Linked DNA regions of Homo sapiens: region 2 is linked to region 1. Evidence: chromatin loops called from intact Hi-C (ENCODE). Cell type or tissue: sigmoid colon. All regions are shown on one strand. Links, peaks and the distances in the headings refer to the core of each region. The heading gives the core; the rest is flanking DNA.

Evidence for each region. A loop is a pair of places that touch in the nucleus more often than their neighbours do. Peaks named below come from ENCODE experiments on the same cell type or tissue, not always from the same donor. Only the 100,000 strongest peaks of a DNase experiment are listed, where the experiment ranks them.
Region 2: a loop joins it to region 1, with 2.5 times the contacts of the local background. A loop is called at or near these places in 6 of 110 quality-filtered maps.

Annotation. Positions count from the first base shown.
Region 1 is chr11:4,691,520-4,702,462 of GRCh38, forward strand. It overlaps OR51E2 (olfactory receptor family 51 subfamily E member 2), which reads right to left and starts at 6,334. Exons shown (of 2, transcript NM_030774.4): 1 at 6,134-6,334. It overlaps OR51C1 (olfactory receptor family 51 subfamily C member 1), which reads right to left and starts at 6,334. Exons shown (of 2, transcript NM_001396051.1): 1 at 6,134-6,334; 2 at 1-168. The coding sequence starts at 6,142. In sigmoid colon, for the core only: no CTCF peak of the experiment used is centred there; a DNase peak (open chromatin) is centred at 6,232; H3K4me3 peaks cover 3,091 bases.
Region 2 is chr11:4,637,253-4,648,195 of GRCh38, forward strand. OR51D1 (olfactory receptor family 51 subfamily D member 1) reads left to right here and starts at 225. Exons shown (of 2, transcript NM_001004751.3): 1 at 225-501; 2 at 2,525-5,808. The coding sequence starts at 2,539. The coding sequence ends at 3,513. OR51E1 (olfactory receptor family 51 subfamily E member 1) reads left to right here and starts at 6,730. Exons shown (of 2, transcript NM_152430.4): 1 at 6,730-6,778. In sigmoid colon, for the core only: no CTCF peak of the experiment used is centred there; no DNase peak of the experiment used is centred there.

The DNA of each region.
Region 1 (10,943 bases), core at 1,767-9,766:
CATTGGTTCGTGGAGGCTGGGCTGAGTGATGGTAGCGAAGAGGATCAGGCTGTTTCCCAAGAGAGCAGTTACAGAGAGGAAGCAGAAGGGAATGGAGATCCAGGTGTGGAAGGCTTCCAGCCCAGGAACACCAGTGAGCAGGAAAATGATGGAAGTGGAGGTGATATTCTGCAAAGTTGACGTGATGAATTAAAAGTACAGAACGAGATGAGAGCTTAAACAAAAAAAAGCTACATTCATTTGTGTATTGATCGAATTAAAATAATTTTATTGTACAGAAAACTGATGAGTATTTATATAATATGAAACTATGAATGGCTCATTTAAATTGATTAAAAAATGTCAGATTTCAACTGCTGTAGTGGGCACTTTGGTTTGTTTTTGAATTTGCCTTAGTGTACAATCTTTCTTCTCTAGGGCCCTTTGCTGGCAGCTATGTTTATATCATGTGACCACTCCTCTGATCGTTCTAGCCATAGATAACCAAACTAAGAATAAACACTTTACCCTGAGTTTGCCAATCATATTTCATTCTTTATGGCATGTTTAAATTGTGCTAAAGAGGTAGTGCATTATTTTTCCTCTATGGTTGGCACCAGAGAAAAATACACTGGGGCTGTGGAACAGCAATATTACATTGGTCATAAGTGTGGAAAGCAGAGAAGCTTACAGACAATTTGGGAAGCCAGAAAATATGAAGAAAGAGATCATTATAATACAAAGTAACACATAGGAAGTGACAAATAAATGGCTTCAGCATCTAACCATTAAAGAAACCCTTACAATATGATACCCGGCATCATATTTGGAAGAGATGGTTAGAACACAGACCTCCCACCAGGCTTAGGAAGACAGGAGGCTGCCCCCACCTGATATAATGTGCTGCCACGTTCCAACACAGTTCTCTCTTCAGTCTGCTGGAAGACTAGTTCTCCAGAACAGAATCTCTCTATTTTGTTAAGACATACTTCTTAGGAGATACCTAATTGAATGTTACTGTTTTGTTTCGGAGGGAAAAATATAACTTTATTGCAAACATCACATTTCTTTTTTCATAGAGTAGAGAATTGCAGAAAGGTAGATAGATGGGTATGGTTGAGTTGAAGACGGGGGTCTAGGGAAAAACAGAGATTAGGGTTGTGGCTGCAGAGGGCTCAATCAATGAGAGAGAGCCAGTTGCAGGGTAACTTCTTCAGAGGAAAAGAAAGGGTGCTGGGTGGCTGACAGTAAGTGTTGACAAAAGAGAGGATGGAGAGGAACCTCAACGTATCCAGACTCACACATTCACCCTGATAAAGTGCCACCTCAAGGATCACCGGAAGAAGTCTTAGTGAAAAAAAAAGGGGGGGTGGGGGTGTGATTTAACTAAAATTAACAGAAAACTAGATGAAAAACAAGAAATTATAGATTACACGATTTGGCCAAATAATGAAACTATAGCTTTAGATTCTGAAATTTACAGTAATGACAGTGTCCTCAGGCGAGTGATGAAAATATCTAAAATGTATGATCAAACCTCTTAGAGAAATAAGAATTATAGTTAATGTATAGTATATTTCAAAAAAACTAAAAGAGAGAATTTTAAATGTTCACAGCACAAAGAAATGATAAATATTTGAGGTGATGGATATGATAATTAGCTTGATTTGGTCATTCCACAATGCATACATGTATAACAACATCACATTTTACCCCACAAATATATACCATATTATTTGTCAACTAGAAATAAGATAAAATGATTTTGAAAAACCAAAACACACTAAAAAGGAATTACCAGAAAGAGAGCATTCAGTAGGTTTGTAGTATTTGGAGAAGGCTTTCTAGAAAAAGCAGTGCTTGAAAGATTTCTGTGTTTTATGTAAGTTGAGACGAAGAATTCCCAGGCTTTCAGAACGGCATGTGTAAAAGTGTTGAGCAGGCTGGGCGCGGTGGCTCACGCCTGTAGTCCCAGCACTTTGGGAGGCCGAGGTGGGCGGATCACGAGGTCAGGAGATCGAGACCATCCTGGCTAACATGGTGAAACCTCGTCTCTACTAAAAATACAAAAAATTAGCCGGGCGTGGTGGCGGGCGCCTGTAGTTCCAGCTACTGGGGAGGCTGAGGCAGGAGAATGGAGTGAACCTGGAAGGCGGAGCTTCCAGGTGAACCGAGATGGCGCCATTGCACTCCAACCTGGGCGACAGAGCGAGACTCCGTTTCAAAAAACAAACAAACAAACAAAAAACTGTTGAGCAACAGTGCACTTGTAACACTTCTCTTGATCTTGCTTTACTATCTCAGGGACATTAACTGAGTATCTGGATCTTACATAGTGCTATTTTAGAAGCTAAAGGACAACACAAATAAAACCCCACTTAGAGAGTTTATAATCCAGTGAGGCAGAAAGAGCAGAACCGTTTTTCAATAATTTCAATATCTCATATACAGCGATGAATAATAAAAATGGTTATGAAAGTACAGAGGGGCTCCATTTATGTCAATTAATTCTGGCTTTCATGATTTTTAGTTCCTACGCAATATCTGAGTTGTAATTTTTGTCATTGTGTTGTAGGACATTTTATGTAACCACTTAAAAAAATTAAATTGCTATTTGAATAATTTCTCTTTCATCCTAACTTCTTCATATCTCCCATTACCTCATTTCAACAATTTATTCATTGCCTATTTTCATTCTTCTTGGTAGTTTTTTTCCTCCTTCTTGCCAAGAGATCATAAACAAAACAAAAGAAAACCATAGTGTATATATTTTGACCTGATCTGTGTTGGGCCTAGCAAAAAAAAAATGACTTCTCTCCTTTCCATCACTTTACAAGCATATCTTCCTGCATCCTTCCTACGTTCACGCTGGGCTCAGAGACAGAGGGTACCTTATTCTTTTTCCTAGCCAATAACTCCACTTTAGCTCCTATCAACCAGAAACACTTAGTTCAGTTCAAACTGAACTAAACTATACATATATATACGTGTATATATATATATACACACACATATATATATATACACACACACATATATACGTATATATATATACACACACACATACATATATATATACACACACACACACACACACACACATATGCAGGGAGCTGAGCTTGCTGTGTCAAGAGTCTAGGGACTCTTACTGAAAATAAAAAATGACTAATTTTAAATATCTACTACATGCCAGACAGCGTCTATCAGCAGTAACAGAAACAAACAGATAAATGCTACTAGTTGTAGAGTGTATAAGGATAGGATGTATCTAATTGATAAGGCAGAAGAGATAATAGTGTGGAGTGGCAGATTTGGAGTGTGTGCATACATGAATGTGTCTGTGTGTGTCAAGAAGAACTAGTTCCAAGAATGTTAACAGAATGTATGCTTTATAACTGTGTGAAGTTTTGATGGGTAAATGTGAGTTTATAAGGATGAAAAACAGGGGAAGTGTGCTTTTGCAGTGCCGTTGATAAAATGAGGAGAGACATGAATGAAAGAATAACATAAGCCAGTTTGTTGGATAACTACAAGAGAAGGGGTATATCGAAGTCTTAAATGTGAGGCTAGGTGCTGTGGGAAATGAAGCTAGAGAAAGCACCAGAGGTCAAATCATGAAAATCTTGAATTCCATGGACAGTGTAATGAACTTAAATTTTTGCAGAGCATCAAGAGCCAGACATTTCTAACATTTTATTCACCTTTTATTGACCACTGGAAGCAAGGAGCTTTGCTTTTAATAAATAAATCATTTTCCATCTCTTCTCATTTAATGCCAACAAAATTCCTTTCCCTCTTTAGTATCTTGTTTAGTGCCATTGGTTGCTTTTTTGAAGTCTGCAATACTCAAGTTTTACTCTAACTCAACAATAAAAGCTTCCCACAGTTTTGTATAGATATTTCCAAACAATTCATTTCAACCAGGATATATTGAATAGTTTTCATAATTAGCCTTGTGCTTTGATAGTGAGGGATACAAGACATAAGCCCTGTTTCTCTCTCAATTTCCTGCTGTATCTTTTATAAGGATAAAAATTCCTTTGGAGAACAGTCTGCTTTTGTTTATTATTCCTTCACCTTCAGTAACAATCTGAATTCTTTCCCTAATGACTCTGAAAATCCTCCAAATGATGTCACCCGTGATTTTCTACATGCCAAGTCCAAAAGTTTAATCTCAGATTTGTTTTTCTCTCCCTCATCTCAACTTTCAGCAATGTTTACCTCCTCCTCCTTGAAACTTTCTCCTTCATTAGCTTCAGTGATGGTTATTCTGTGAGGTTTTTTTTTTTCCTGTTTGTTAAACAATGGTTTTGTTCTCTGCCTTATAAATTGTGGGATTCTAGAGGAGTCTGCTTTTCTCCCAAGAAGTACCTCTTCTTTTCTTGCTTTTCATATGCTCTCCTTGAGATATCTTGGTTATTCTCATGGCTTTAAATAGCACTTATATCCAGAAGACTCATAAATCTGCAATCTAATTATGGCATCTCCAGAGTTCTGTATTTTAAAAGTTAGCAGAATCTTTAACGCTGTGGCAAAGTTTCTGGTTTTAAGCGTAAAGGTAGTAATGAGACATGAAAATACAGTGAAGCAATCAAACCTGTAATTTAGAAAAATAATTGACAGCATTTTGGAGAACAAAGCTCCTTGCTGCATGTGGTGAATAAAAAGTAAATAAAATACTGTGGCTACCCCTGAGGGACATCTCTACCCATCATCACTCAGTTACTTCAACTTCTATATGAGACAAATGGAACTCATTCTCTCGTCCCCTCCAAACCTGGCTCTTCCTCCTGCTTCATTTATCAGCAAACGACATCGAACTCTAGTAAATCATTGAATTAAAATTACTACCCACCACACACACACACATGTGTGCACACACATACCCTCCTCTTTCTCTCTCTCATCCCTTACATATAAAGATTAGTTTTTAACTGATTCTACTCCTGAAATGTAAAAGATGAGAACCTCGGGAGGTCTATATAAGAAGGCCAAGCAATTGTTAGTAGTGGGTATTTGCAGCTATTATTTCATTGCATTTTTCTTACATTGAAAAAATCTTAAGTGTTTATATTCAAGACAAGAGGGGGACTAATGAATATCCTTAGAAGGAGGCACTAAATTTCCCCCAAGCTTCTCTTTTGTGCTGCCTTCACTCTAGAATCTTTCCGACCCATCCTCTCCAATCCATATATACTTTCATTTTCTCTCTTGTGAAATAAGCTATATTCTCTCAACTAATTTTTCTGCCCACTCGGATTACAATGATGCTCCTCTTTCATTGCACTATTATAAGCTATAGCTTGTGGCTGTCTTAATCTGCTGAACTAGACCTTATAGTGTCATCAGTATTCTCCATGCTATTGTCAATGGTATGGCTATCATGTGTGACTGACCTGGGTTCAGATTCTTGCTCAAACACTAACTAGTTTTGAGACCATCTACACCATTAATAAAAATATTACTCATAGAAATAGCTACCATTTACTGGACACGTGTTCTGTGAACATTATTGTCCTCAGTGCTTTATAAGCATTATTTTAATTCTTACTATGTCATCATGTGACAAGTATTATTAGATTCACTTTAAATTCATTTTTCTGGTAAAGACACTGAGTATCAGAAGTCTGAAACATATTTGAAATCACATACAACTGGTGAAAGTCAGAGCTGAATTTTTAACTCAGGTCTTTTTAATTCCAAAGCTCGTGCTCTCAAAAACAATTGTTTTACTGAAATCTACAAGTAATATAAACTTTCTGTGACCCAGTTTCCTCATCTATAAGACAGGATATGCGCTGTGTCTAATACCAGTAGCTGGCAGGCAATGCGTTCGAAATTGGTAACTTTTCATTTTTAGTAATAGTTATTGGGCATAGAAATGAGATTCACTGACTGTGATAAATATATCAGCACACTGATTAAACCATTTGACTAAAAACAAGTTATCTAACCTATATCAGGCAGAACGAAATACCCATTCTCTACGTATTTCCTGGGAATAAATAATTCTGAAATTCTACCGTCCTCCTCAGCCCACCATACCAACATCTAATCTAATTCTGCACATTGTGAGGAAATTACTCCCTGTGGGTGAGAAAGTCCAATTCATCTAGAGTCAAGCATTTTCATTGAACAAAACAGTTTTACTTACAGAGCCCATACAGCAGTTCGGCCTGTTCCTTTCAGGCTGACTCAGAAGGCTGAGGAGGCTTTAGATTCCAGGGGAGGGCCGAGCTTGCAAATATGAGGAGACTTATTCCAGCCTGACTGGAGACAGGCACAGAGCTGAAAGGCCAATTCCTGGTGGTGGTGCTAACTCACTGTGTCTTCAGGGTGTGGAGATTCCCAGAAGACTTCTTTTGCCTCATACAGTCCTTTTATATCTGTTCCATTATGCAATTACTTACGGTGGCTATGTGCTTTATGGGCTGATGTAACCTTTTTTTCATGTGTCATTTCACTCAAAAGCTTTTTTATTTAACAGCTTTATTGTTATATCATTCACATACTATAAAATTCACCCATTTATAGTGTATGATTCAATTTTTTTTAGTAAAGTCACAGAACTGTGCAAGAACCATCATCACAATTCAATTTTAGAACATTTTTTATTACCCTTAAAAGGAACCTCATAATCACTAGCAGTCACTCTGAAGGAGATTTTAAAAAACGAAATATTGTAGCAAATTGCTAAATGACATCTCCCATTATGAGTGAGAGTCCAACTCCACCCCTTAACTCCTCAGTATCTATGATTATTCACAGCAGTATGGTTTCATTAGCCCACCTGTGGTTCTTTGCAGCAGCAGTCTTTCTCTTACAGATAAAAAATAATTCATTTACTCATCCATACATATATCCAGTAAATATTTCATAAGAATGTCCCATATTCTAAACATTATACTCAGTGATAGAGTTTTTTTTTTTAAGAATACACCATAATTCTTACTGTTTAGGATTTTAGTGTAGAAGATAGACAGGTTAACCAATAATTACATGTTAACCAATGATAAGGTTATCCTAGAGGCATGAACCAAATGCTTGGTGAATACAGTAGGTAAAAATCTTGGTTCACAACTTACTTGTGTATAAAATACGGTTTCATTTACTTTTTTATAATTTGACCTATTTCGTATTTTGAAGTCCCAACCTACCAGGTTGAAGAGAATTAGTCACAATAATTTGGGGTTCTCTCTACTTATAGTCAAATTTTGAAAATCTTGTATTATACCAAGAAAAATTGCAGGTAGGTGGGTGATTGACTTGGCCAATGATGTCACCTTCTGTCAGTTTACTATCACTCTCATTAGTCTTTAATAAATAGAATGCATAGATTGCTATAAGTTGTCCATCTTTTCTCCTTATGGCCTCTTTAGATCCTTAGATATTCCCACCAATTTGGACCACACTTGGGCATATGGGTCTTTGATTCATTCTCAGTTTCTGTCTCTTACACCCTGCATTTAATCCATTGGTAAATTATGTCAATCTCTTTGAAAAATACAATCAGAAATTGATCACTGTTTATCATCTCCAGAAATGTCACCTTTATTTAAGTCACAATTATCTCTCACTTGGGTAACTTCAGTAGTTTCCTAACCATTCTCCCTGCTTCCGATATTATCTCCTCTCCACTATCAAATCTGTTTCACTACTGAAAATGTCATGGCCTGAGATATTTTCTTCTTCATAATGTAATAAAAACAATAAATAACAAGAACAATAATATTTTATTATGCATTCTACATCCATGATACTAGGCCAAGTGTTTGTGGTAGACAGGATAATGGCCCCTAAAGATACCTATGTCTTAATGCCTGGAACCTGTGAATATGTCACCTTACATTGCAAAGGGACTTTGCAGATGTGATTAAAGTTAAATAACTTGAGATGGCAAGATTAGATGGATTAGCTGGGTGGATCCAATATAGTCACACGGGTCTTTAAAAGTAGAGAACCAGAGAGATGGCAGCATGAGAAGGATTTGATCCACTGTTGCTGGCTTTGAAGATGGCAGAAGGAGGCTACAAGCCAAGGAATGTGGAAAGCCTCCAGAAGGAGAAAAGAAGATAATTGATTTTTCCCTAGCCCCTCCATAAAGAAATGCAGCCTGGTGATTCCTTGATTTTAGCTCAGTGAGATCCATGTCAACTTTTGACTTACACAACTCTACAATAATAAATTCAGTAGAAGAATCCATTATTAGTTTGATTTATGTCTTAAACCATGTTTAAACCAAAAATTAGAGTGTAAGTAACTTACCTAAGTTTCTCAGTTATAAATGGCACAAGTAGTATTCAAAGCCTCGGCTATCTGACACCCTCTCAGTTTTCAAAACTCATTTTCTAAACAGTCTTCACATGACTATCCATTCACCACTACTTTCAATTTGAGTCATCTACACCCAAAAGCCTGCATGCATGCTGATGTGCCAAACTGAATGTTAACAGGTTGTCACTTGTGCATGCTTATTCCTTGCACATAAAGGTATTTTATTGTTGTGTTTCCGCACAGGAAACTTCTTGAGACCTTTGAAAACACTTTCTCTACCAAGTTGGGCAAATTGTAGGGCTGTGACTCTTTTCCCATTAGTCTCAGAAACTATTTGGGAATAGTCACATATTTTTATTCTTATGGTTGAAAGAATGTTACTCTTATAAGAAAAATAAAGTTACTATAGTGGTACCATGTAAATTCTGTGCCAGAGCTTAGTACATGAAAATGAAACTAGTGTGTGTACTGGTTAAAGCACCAATACACACACTGGCACACTACGTCAAAATATGGCTCTTCTCACTGCCCTATTCTCATGCCAGCCTAGCAGAACAGTAGCTGGTAATTTAACTAAACTTTCTGAAAATTTGAGTTCAATGTTCCTCCATGAAATCATACAGCAACACATCTTATTAATACATTAATATTAACTCCATTGAGTCCAGGAAACATATCATAGTCTGTGATGTCATTTGACTTCATATTAATGTTTCTGAAACTTGGTAATCCAAACAGGAAGTACCAAATTGGACATAGGAAAACTCTGCACTAGGAACTTGAAGTAAGTCTTATTTATTGACTGTCAACATTTACTACGGTAAACAGTAAAATATTCTTGGCTATCAAATCAGCAAATGTTTTTTAAAACACATAATACATAGTGTTGTGTTGCTGTGTTACAGTGGACTAAGCATTGTTTTACAATGTTTGCATGAACTTTCTGGAAGCATATTTTCCAGTATATTGTTGTCTTAAAATGTCCATAATATTCCATTTCTAAGAATTTATTGAAAGGAAGATATCAGAGATGCAGGCCATATTTTATGTACAGGAAAATTTATTGCCCCATTATTTACAGTGGTAAAAAATATAGATAAAAATTCTCAATGATACAGAATATATAAAGCATTTATATCGAGTCCTGGGATGTTATGCAACCTTTAAAATTTGTGCATATACCAGCTCAAGTGGATGGTCATGCTTGATCAGGAAATAGAAAAACAAGTTTCAGGGCTAAGACTAGCACAAGGAGCAAACAGTTTAAGATATAAAAGAAACAGGGTTTGATACAGGAGCAAGAGGCCAGAGGCAAAACAGGTAATCCAGGGTTAATGCATTGAAATTGTAGAAATAAACTTAAAAGAGAACAAACAATAACAACAGCAACGAAAACGGGTTGCTGTGTGTTACTGTTTGAATATGTCTCCCATGTTGGAAATTTAATTCCCAAAGTCATATCTTGATTAGATATGAAGACTTTGGGAGATAAGTTGGATCAGATAAGGTCATCATGATGGGACTGGTGGATTTATAAGAAGAAAAAGAGATCTGGGCTGACACAAATGCCCTTGCCCTTTTGCCATGTGATGCCCTCCACCATGTAATGGCAGCACAAAACCTCTCTCCAGAGGCTGGCACCATGCTTTTGAATTTCCTAGCCTCCAGAACTGTGAGCTAAATATACTTCTTTCCTTCACAAATTACCTAGTATTTGGTATTCTGTTATAGCAAGAGGAAATAGATTAAGACACTAAGTCAAAAACCATTTTGTTTATACTACTGTTCAGAAAAATTATTAGAACTCCATATGGCCTACTAGCCCTCCATGGTCTGATGAAAGCCTCACTCACCTCTTTTCCTGGATCCAGCCATGTTGGATTTAGCAGTTTTCCTACCCCGTTGATATGGCTAACACTGACCATTCAATTTTGGTGTATATAGAAATGTCACTCCTCCTTACCTCTCCCTGTGAACTTCTAGCTATTCCTAATATTCCTATTTATTCCATTCTTCTCTGCTCCCACTATATCTTGTTGCACATGCTTTCATTAAAGTTCTTAATTGATTTATTAAGAGAAATATTGTATAGATACTCTACATATATCTGGTATTGAACAAGATCCTGAGGGTATAACAGTGAACACGATAGATATCAACCCAAATATTACACAGTTCGAAGTCTAATGGGGGATACAAATAAGTAAATGGGAAATTAAAATACTGTATTATAATTACTCTACAAGTGGTATTCACAGAGATCTTTGCTATTGAAGGACCAATAATGTTAGCATCGCCTGGAAACTTGTTGGAAATGAAAAGAAAATTAGATCTTCTGAATTAGAACCTGCGCTTTTGCAAGATACCTAGCGCATTAATGTGCCATTCATATTTGTGAAGTGCTGGTATAGATCACCTAGGTGCTGGGACAAGTTAGCCTGTGTGATCAAGGGAGGCTAACCAAATGTAATTGATAATATGAGATCCGAGTGAGTGAAAAGGGTTTTGACAGGGGAGCTAGTAATGAGGGCAGGAGAGTAGAGTAGGGTGAGGAGATGACAGAAGGTTAAGGAAATGTTCCAGGCATGGTCAGCTGCTGTGGTGTTTCATCTGCTTGGCGGACTGAGGACCAAATTAGGGCACTGCAAAGTAGGGAAACTAAAAAGAAAAATTAAAAAAGGATAAAAAAC
Region 2 (10,943 bases), core at 1,872-9,871, 54 kb before region 1:
CCTCCCTCTAGTCTCTTGAGCTGGGCTCAGAGGGATAGTGATAGAGCTCAGTCCCTTTGGGTAGGAGTCAGGGCTCAGCTTTCCTTGGGCGTCTGAGCAGAGCGTCAGTGCCAGGGAGACCCGACTCGTTCACTCTCCATCACTCTACACACTCCTGAGGGGCCCCAGAGAAGCTATAATTGGGCGGCCTCCATGCGCTGGGGAAGCACTGGTGGTGAGTGTAGCAGGCTCAGCCCAGGGAGGTTAGGCAACGGGAGGGTCCGCAGAGACAGGCACAGAAGGCTCATTGCATAAGGAAGCCGGGACTTGATCAGTCAGCTTGGCTGCTTGGAGAGGTCTTCTAGTGTACACCTTTTCCAGATCACAGTAGCCCGGTTCCTGGACCTTGTTCCTACACAGAGGAATTTCTTCAAGCCTGTGAGACCCGTTCCAAGCTTTGCCTATCCTTTGTCCCAGGACAGGACTCCTCAGTTCCTGCCTCCTACTCTTCACTTAAGCAAGGCAAGGGGAATTACTTTACCAGGAAAAAAATGTGTGTGAGTGTGTACGTGTGTGTGTATGTGCACGTGTGTGTTGTGGTGGTGCTGGTGGTGATTGGTGATGAAGAAGGAAACTGAAGCTGGGCTGGAAAGTTGAGTTAGAGGAACACTGTGAAGGGCCTTGTCTGCATACTGTGGAGTTACTAGTTCTCACTTTATCTGGAAAGCTATGGGAATCACTCCTAACTTGCTCAGCAGGAGCCCCAGGTGTCCAGTTTTGCTGTTTAGATGGCAGTGGTGTGGAAGGTGGTTTGGAATAGACTAGGTTTGGAGGCAGGGAGGTAAGTTGGAAGGCTCTTTTTATAATCAGGGCAGAGTGGATAATATAATTAAGTTGGGAGGAGGTGTATTAAGAGGAACGGCCCCAATAATTAATTGGAAAAGTTGAATTGCATGTGGGGGTGAAAGAGGAGACGGGTCAAGATGAGACCAGCTGCCCTGACTTGGGTGATGTGGGTTCTGAGCAGTGGCATTCTCTGAGATCAGGAACAGGTTTGGAAGGGGTCCCTGTTAGAGGCAAGATGAGTGGGAGGCCCATAGGCTATCCAGGTAGAACTATCAAGGAGGCGGTAGGTTATATGGCTGAATCTCAGGACACAGGCTTAGAACAGTGTGGTCTGTAGAGAGAAAGAAGTTGAGCCTGGGACGTTGTGTGATCACCAGGGAGAGTAGGTGGAGGGAGAGGTGTGTGTGCCTGTGAACACTGTGGAGTAACAGCAGCAGCACTGGCTGATTTTCTGTTCATGTCTCAGCTGCATCTGATTTCCATGACATGCTCCTCTTGCTGAGCGCAACCTGGGACTGACTCTCACCTGGGGCTTGAGAGATCTTGATGGCAGATGCTGCTTATTGTTCGTTTGGGAGCTGGAAATGGAAATGATAGTCCCTCTTCATTCACCTCCCTGCCCCCAAGAACACCAGAACAACTTTCCCCAAAGTTCTCTGATTTAAAGCACAAATTTCCTAGGGGAAAGGGGCTTATCGTTTTTTGTTTGTTTATTTGTTTTGTTTTGTTTTTGAGTTGGTGTCTCGCTGTGTCACCCAGGCTGGAATGCAGTGGGGGTGATCTCGTCTCACTGCAGCCTCTGCCGCCCAGGTTCAAATGATTCTCCTGCCTCAGCCTCCTGAGTAGCTGGGATTACAGGTGCGCTCCACCAAGCCTGGCTAACTTTTGCATTTTTAATAGAGGCAGGGTTTCACCATGTTGGCCTGGCTGGTCTCGAACCCCTGACCTTGCGATCTGCCCACCTCGGCCTCCCAAAGTGCTGGGATTACAGGCGTGAGCCACTGTACCTGGCGGGGCTTATTGTTTTTTAAAAAGATTTCCAAAACCTTGCCCTGGCAATTCTGATTTTCTGGGCCTGGAGCAGGACCTGGAGGGATGGTGTTGTCAATTACTTTAGATGTTTCTATCAGGAAAGTTTGAGAAATGGTATTCAGGCCTAAACACAAACCTCTCTTGAAATCTCATCCCAGACTGAGCCCCTGCTCCCTATCTTAAATTAGATTATAGTAGGTCTTAAAGTCAGCTGTAGACTGAGCCTCTAAATCTGAACCCAGACCCACCCTAACCCCAGGATACATCAGAAGAGCTGGTCAATGTGGACCATTCTGAGCAATCCTGCAAGTCTACTCTGATGGGAAAAGGCTAAGAGCAGTGCCCTGGGCAGCAACATCAGCTCTGAAGATGCAGGACTGTGTTACATGTTTTATGAGTGGGTCTTCACACACTGAGATTCATGGGACAGTAATAGAATCTGCTTGTGCAGCACTGGGGCCTTGGAGGGTCAGGGTAAGGCTCAAGATGTCCAGGAAGTTGTATATAAGGAGAATCAGAGCAGAGAGAGACTAGGGTTCAGAATTACCAGGATGACTTAGTCCTGTTTGTTACTGTCACCACTCCAATGCCTTTTCCTCATTAGTCCTTTCTCTCCTCTGAGCCACAACTAAATGATGTTTCTACTTTTCCCTTTCTACTTTCCTAGACCCTGGATTTTGTATGCAGAAGCCCCAGCTCTTGGTCCCTATCATAGCCACTTCAAATGGAAATCTGGTCCACGCAGCATACTTCCTTTTGGTGGGTATCCCTGGCCTGGGGCCTACCATACACTTTTGGCTGGCTTTCCCACTGTGTTTTATGTATGCCTTGGCCACCCTGGGTAACCTGACCATTGTCCTCATCATTCGTGTGGAGAGGCGACTGCATGAGCCCATGTACCTCTTCCTGGCCATGCTTTCCACTATTGACCTAGTCCTCTCCTCTATCACCATGCCCAAGATGGCCAGTCTTTTCCTGATGGGCATCCAGGAGATCGAGTTCAACATTTGCCTGGCCCAGATGTTCCTTATCCATGCTCTGTCAGCCGTGGAGTCAGCTGTCCTGCTGGCCATGGCTTTTGACCGCTTTGTGGCCATTTGCCACCCATTGCGCCATGCTTCTGTGCTGACAGGGTGTACTGTGGCCAAGATTGGACTATCTGCCCTGACCAGGGGGTTTGTATTCTTCTTCCCACTGCCCTTCATCCTCAAGTGGTTGTCCTACTGCCAAACACATACTGTCACACACTCCTTCTGTCTGCACCAAGATATTATGAAGCTGTCCTGTACTGACACCAGGGTCAATGTGGTTTATGGACTCTTCATCATCCTCTCAGTCATGGGTGTGGACTCTCTCTTCATTGGCTTCTCATATATCCTCATCCTGTGGGCTGTTTTGGAGCTGTCCTCTCGGAGGGCAGCACTCAAGGCTTTCAACACCTGCATCTCCCACCTCTGTGCTGTTCTGGTCTTCTATGTACCCCTCATTGGGCTCTCGGTGGTGCATAGGCTGGGTGGTCCCACCTCCCTCCTCCATGTGGTTATGGCTAATACCTACTTGCTGCTACCACCTGTAGTCAACCCCCTTGTCTATGGAGCCAAGACCAAAGAGATCTGTTCAAGGGTCCTCTGTATGTTCTCACAAGGTGGCAAGTGAGACACCTTAGTGTCTCGCTTCTACTACTACTACAGAAGATGGGAATATTAGGATCCTATTGAATGCCTTGGTGATTAAAGTATCAAACCTATTGTGCTGTCTTCTTCCAGCAATTTAAGTAGATCATGTATTCTGTCTCCAGGAATGTGTCAGTACTGAACTTATGACCCTGTCTGGACATCCTGGAGAATGACTGCACTAGTCCCTCTGCTATGGTGGTCTTGCCTTCTCCTTCTCTCTCAGCTAGAAAATACATCTAGTTTTGACATGGGGAGGCTGTAAAGATCACACCTCATGGTTCATTCCAGTTTTGAAGTATGATTTTAATGTTCTTGCCCCCATGTGCCCATGTTGGTGAATTTGCATGGACTATAAACGTTATTGCAAATACCCTAAAGTGGTTACCCAGCCATAATCAGGGGTTAATGAAGGTATTTGGGGAATAGTAACTGGAGAGACAGCAACAAGACAAGAGGCAGCTCACATGCAATGTTGAAGTTTCTGTATGCAAGAGGGTGTGTTGGCAGATTTGTGAAATCTGCCCATTTGCATCTGTATGGCTCTATATGACTATTTGTCCATAAGGGTGCCATGTATTCTGGTTGTGGGTGTGAATGTGTGGGTGTGTTTATGTGGACACTTGCTTTTCAGTGTGCGTATATGTGAGAGAGAGGGTGCACACATGGAATACGTACTGGTTGTGTCCTGGTGAGTGTGGTAGCTATGTCCTGGCACATGTATGTTTCATGAGACGTGTCTCTGATTGCGCATTTGTATTTCTGTGGTATCTGTTAGTTGGTATATGATATGTGTCTACGTGAGAATGCTGGTGTCTGTATCTGCATGGTGGGCAGTACCTTTATGTGTATCTGGTAAGAATGCTGCCTCTACCTTTTCTTCCTATTTGTACTATGTGAATGTGGTGCATGAATGTGTGGAATGTGTGGAATGTGTAGTATTGGGATGCCTGTATCTTTCAGCGTGTTTGGGTGTATGTCCACTGTGCATAATATTTGAGATGTAAAACCATTTTGTGCGGTATATGTGTTATTAGTTGTAAGTCGGTGAAATGTACATCTGAATTCTGTGTGCATATTGTTGGTACTGATGCTATTTTCGTGCATATGTCTAGTGTATATGTTTTAAGGCAAACTTTCTTTGTGTGTTGGGTGTGTATGTGACACGAATGGGGACAGCATCTGTATTTCTGAGCATGGATTGATGTGTGGTGTCTGTATGTATCTTGGAATGGAGGAGGGAGATTGAAGAAGTCTGGCTGTGAGCAGCAGAAATAATTTCCAAAGTTGAGTGACATGACTCTAAGATGCCCAGTTTCTCGGCCTGGGGTCAGCCTGGGTGATAGCTCAGTCTGTCAGAATGAAAGGAAACACGGTGCTTCCTTGCTCCACCTTTTCACAGGCCAGACCACACCTTCTTCATCCTGAACACAAGGATTTCAAGGGCTTTTGTTACCTCTTCCTACGTTTCCTGCCTCTGCTATCCGAGGCACTGGCCTCCCTAAACCCTGCCCTCCTGCCTCAATAGCAAGTCATGGTATCCTCACCTCTCCCTTCCCTTTTTGGCTTATCTGCCAAACATGTATAAAAGTCCTTGGTTCCCCATCTCTACTAAAAATACAACAATTAGCCGGGTGTGATGGCGCGTGCCTGTAGTCCCAGCTAGTTGGGAGGCTGAGGCAGGAGAAACGCTTGAGCCCGCAAGGTGGAGGTTGCAGTGAGCCGAGATCATGCCACTGCACTCCAGCCTGGTGACAGAGCAAGACTCTGTGTCAAAAAAAAAAAAAAAAAAAAAGCCTTGGTTGTAGGGAGTTTCTCCTAATCCCTCTGGGAAAGCAAGGGTGGAGGGGAAGCCAGTCAATCTCCCTTCTGTTGCCGCATGGAAACTCCCTTAAGGCAGGAAGCTGAAAAAACTGTAGCATTCACCTCATTATTCACCTTGTCTCATGTCTCACTGTCCTTCCACATGTCTCATTGTTACTCCATATTGGATGGAAGTAGAAGTCCCTTTGGTATTTTTTAAAGTCTTTGCCATGTCTAAGTTAATGAGGTTAATGGAGGCAGCAGAGATGGCTCCAGGGTTCTGATAGCAAGTGTCAGGCTGCGTGCTCTGTAGGCACCAGAAACTGTTGTCACCAGTAATTTTGATGTGGTCTGAGTTAGAATGGTCTGATTTGCCATGATCTATTTAACATAGCTTGATTTAGCGTGTCCTGTGTTCTGAATTTAAAACTCACAGTTGTGAAACTGATCAGTAAAAAATAAGGGGAGACCAACTAAAAACCATGTTGTTCTATTTATAGATGTAGTTTTTACTTATTTCAAAATACGAGGTATTTAGTTTTACATTCAAATTGTTCTCTAACTCTCTAAAATGTTCTCTGACTATTTTTGCCCTTAAGGGAGAAACCAGATGTCATTGGTCTTACGTGGCTGGTGTTGGGGGTGGGGAGGGTTAAAGAAACCACGTTCTCTGTCCTCAGCCAGAAGTTCAGTAATCCAAGGCCAGAGAGTGGACGGCAGAGGCACTGTCCCTGGGGACCTTGGTTATAAGTTATCCAGACACAGGGACCAGAGCCTGGGAGACAAAAAAAGATGTAGCCCTAGGGCTTTGGGAAAAGGAGGATGGACCCAGTGAATTCCACGCTTAGCAAGGACCTAAACAGTGTCCCCCAAATGAGAGAAGGGAGGACAGAAAGAACACTTCAGGATGGAAATGGGCTGACACTTAACCGTGGAGTGTCTCTGCAAACTTCCTTTGCCATTCTCCTGTTTGAGTTTGATAAACCTGAGAAGAGACTTGGATAAAGACCGTCACGAAGACTACACTAATGAGTTTCTTCTAGCTTTTTTCTACTCACTTTCCCTATCTATCCTTCACATTGGGAGTTGGCATGAGGATCCCAGCAGCCCATCAGGGGAGGACTCTAGAGATCCCTTTCCCCATTGCCTCTCCTCCCCATACCCCCAGGCATATCCTCCCAGGGCACGGAAGCTGAGAAGCAGTCCAGAACCACAGTGGGCTAGTGAGGGGTACCTGCTGATGTACCCTTTGGACAGCATTCTGCCCCACCCTGCAGGAAGAAGCAGAAGGAGGGAGAGGGTGAGGCAGAGAATAAATAACCCTGACCAGGGAGGTCCAAGGGAGTAGGCGGAGACAGAGAGGCTGTATTTCAGTGCAGCCTGCCAGACCTCTTCTGGAGGAAGACTGGACAAAGGGGGTCACACATTCCTTCCATACGGTTGAGGTGAGTGCAGGAGGCCAGGGGCATGTCCAGGTGCATGGGTTACTTGCAGCTAGGGGTCTCCTGTTAGACTTGCTGAGTGCATGAGAAGCCAGGCTGTGAAGAACCAGAAGTGGGAGATGTGTAGGAAGCCCCTGACTCAAAGGACAGGCAGCCTTAGTGATCTCTAGGTTTGTGTGCTGAACAGAAAGCATGTGGGTGCTGGAGGTAGCCTAAGGGTAGTTTTCAAGCAGTTTTTCAGTGATTAGTTTACTAGTATGCCCATCTGGAGGCTGGCAGGGGCTGATGTGAATGAGGACAGAGGACAGAGGACAGGCTGGGCTGGGGTTAGACTGGGGCTGCATTGGGGTTGGGTCGGGGTTTGGTGTGTGAACAGGGTGAACGTGGTTGAAGCTCAGTCTATGACTGGGGATGAGGCTGCAGCTGGGGTGGAAGTGGGGCTCTGAGTGAGGTTGGTTTCACTGTATGCTGTACATCAGGAGTCAGGCTGTGGCTGAGACTGGGACTTAGTAATCTTCCTGGGGCTCCGATCTCAGCTTGGTCTGTGTCTAGGATCAGGATTCAGTCTTCAGCCCATTTAAAAAGTAGATTAGTGTCCACACGGCAACACCCCTTGCCTTGTACTCTTTACCCTAGCTACACTAAGTCACTTTCAGCTTTCCAAACAAGGTCTGTTCTCTTTCTCTCTGGCTCTTTGTATTAGCCAGGATGTATTTTTAAAAACAAACTAGATAAGTTCTGTTGCTGAAATTCCCCCAAGTCACTCAGAATTAAACCAAAGCTCCTTGCCATACCCTGCAAGACCCTGTTACCTGATGAGGTCCTTGCCTTCCTCCCGCCTCATCTTCTCAAACTCTGTTGTGCTCTTGATGCTCTGGCCACCTTGACCTTCCTTTTGTTCCATGAATCCCCCAATATCATTCTTGCTGGGGGACGCTTTTCTCTTGCTGTCTCCCACAGTTGGAATGCACTTTCCCTGGATCTTAGAATGGCTGGTGTTTTCTCATCACATGTCACATCCTTAAGAGAGGCTTTTTCTGACCCCTGTCTCCAGTATGAGTGTCCTGCACCCATCTTCCTCTGTCCTATCACTCTTTCTTTCGTGCCCTTATCTTCAACTGAAATTTTATTTGTTTACTTCTCATTATTGGCCTCGTGTTATATGAGCTCCATAAAAGCCATCATCTTGTCTGATTTATCTACTGTTTCATCTCCAGTTTTTGACACTCAATATGTTTTTGTTGTCTAACCGAATGCTGCTGTGCCCCACCCCATTAACTGCCTGTGTCACTGCCCCATTACCTGCCTGCAGCAGGTCCCGCCACTGCCATGGCTTAAATGTCACCTCCTCAGGGAAGCCCTTGGAACCTAAAAAGCTTGCTGAGCTATTGTTGTCTTTGCTTCTGAGGCCCTTTTGCTTCCCCTTGTCCCAGAATTTATCATAATGTGCTGTGATGGCTGCATATTTGTCTCAATTTCTCCCCATCCTTGGAAGGCTGGAACGATATCTCTGGTACTCAGTGGAGTCTGGCACAGAAGTCCGTCAATGATTATTGAAAAAATGAGTACACTGATCAAAATCCCACTTTGGGCATTTCCCTTGCCTTACATTTGCTTGCAGCCAGAATAGCTCTACAGGGAACTGGTAACTAGGTGCAGCTTTGCAGATCTTTAGAACACTTATCTGGTCCTACTCAGGAAGTGGAGGAGCAGAGACCTGAAACCTAGGAACTCTGCCTAGGGGTGATTTTAGGTGGTCAGGCTGACTTGAGTGACCAGGGTGGGGTGAGGGCTCACTTGGCTTTTTGGGAGTTAGAAGTTGCTCTCTCTCATCTTTCCATTTTCATCTTGGCCATTTTAAGAAGAGTGACCAACACCTTGCAAGGGTTCATCTGCTTTATTAAATACAAGCAAGGTGTGGGGCACAGTGGATGCAGATAATTTGAGTGGAAGTCATGCTGGGGCTACTACCCTCACTAAGTGTTAGGGAAGGGACTCTATTTAAGAATCAAGTGACAAGCTCCTCCAGTCCTTGCCAGCCACAGCATTGCCCCTGAGGTCTGCCTTCCCTCTCTGTGCCTGGGATGAGGAGCCAGAGGCTCCCAGGTATGTCTGGGCTTCTCTCCAGGGACATTCTTTTCTAAATATTCCCAGAGGCTGACAGCAGCGCCAGAGGCCCTCACTCCATTGCTCTGGGCATGAAACATTCTGTGTGTTTAGCCCAGATAGTGACACTGACAATGAATCTCCTCCTGGTTCTCCTTCCACACTGAACCTAAGTGGGGAGAGCTGGTCATGTGTCCTGAGTCCGAGAGGGGCCCCTGGACTCATGGGTCATCAGTGTTGGATTCCTGAGAGATTAATATTGAAATAGTGCTTACAAAGCGAAGTCCCTTCTTAAGGAGACATGGGGAGGGGTAGGGCAGTAGCTTGGCCTACTGTAAAGCAATGGATTTAGCACTAAGGGCTCTAACTAACCCTCAACATCCTTATCTGTCAAATGGGATTAATGATATCTGCTTGACAGGTGGATGAGAGGCTCTAATTAGATAATAAGGAAATACGTGGTAGAGGACAAGCCTTTTAATCTCCATTGTGGGGCCTACCCACCTCACAGCCTTTGGAGTTAGGGCTGAAAGAGGAGGTGAGTGTCCCAAGTTCCAGTGCAGAAGAGTCTTCTTTGCAGCCCTCTTGGTTTCCCTTCTAAGAGTATACCCAGGGCAGCTGTGCTACTTACCAAGCCCTTCTTATACCTTGCCTTTTGGGTGGATTTTATTAGCTTTCAGAAGGTGCAGCAAAATTAAAGGCAGCCTAGAATGAGGGAAAGTGTATAGGCCTTGGTATGAGACTATCTAGGTTAAGTTTCTGCATTACCAGTCACCTGTTAAACTTTGGTTATGTTATTTAATGTCTTGGAGCCTCAGTTTTCTCACCCATAATATAGAAAGGATCCATAGTATTCACCCATAATATAGAGAGGATCCATGGTGCAGCAAGAAGGGATGTTGATGACTTTGGCCCCTTTGCCTGAAGTTCTAGGTTAAATCGGTTTCTCTGCCTTAAACTTTCCCTCCCAGCAGATTGAATTAAACACCCTCACCTTCTGCAGAGCTGTTCCCAGATTAGAGATAATATTTATACAGATGGCACTGTATAGTTTCTGTCATTTTGTAGGTGCTCAATAATCTATGTTCATATTATAAAAACAACAAAATCAGGGTTAAAGGTGACCTCATTGTTCTCTTGGGTCAGAAGAGATAGGGCTAATAGGCTAATGGTACACCTTTGGAGTACCATCTCACTAAGTTCTAATTACTAACAGCTGCTCAAGCTGGAAGGCCATCTGGAAGTCTTCTGTCCCTCTGCCTGTCTTGTGGAGGGACTATGGAACATTGGGATGCTTCAGGGCTGGCCAGTCTGAAGGGTGGCACTTGGGCCCTCTGGCTGGCTTCCTCTCCATCCCTTCATTTCTCTCCTGCTGTCTGGTTTATCTCTCTGACTGCTTTTTCACGGGTCTATGAGAAGGAGTTCTAGGGAAGAATGTGAGGATGGGCTGGTGAGGGGGGCTGGGCTGGCATTAGGAGACAGAGTTCTGAAGCCCGGGGGAAGGAAGGGAGAGGACTGAAGGCCTCCACGTGGATTTCCAGTCTTTACAGCTGGGAGCTCCTGTTCCCCTATTCCTGAGAAAAGGTTAAGATGTCCTTCATAGTTCCTGAAGAAACATTCCTGGAACTTGCTAAGATAGTTCAACTTATTCACAGAAAATCTCAGCACAGGGCTATTCCTTGGGGATTAGAGCAGTGTGTGAGCTTTCTAAAAAAAAAATGCTTTGTTAGTTTATTTTTTCTTGATTGTGCCTTATTTTCAAAATAATTTAGTTCCAAGTTCCTCCAGAGCTCAAAACCATCTCACTGAGTTTTAATTACTAACAGCTGCTCAAGCTGGAAGGCCACCTGGAAGTCATCTGGTCACTCTGCCTGTCTCGTGGAGGGACTGTTGAACATTGGGACGCTTCAGGGCTGGCCAGTCTGAACGGTGGCACTTGAGCTCTCTGGCTGGCTCCTTCTCCATCCATTCATTTCTCTCCTGCTGTAGTCTTCTGGGGTCCAGGCTGATATTTTAGCCCCAGCGATAGCTGCCCATTTTATACTGCCTAGGCACCTCCTTC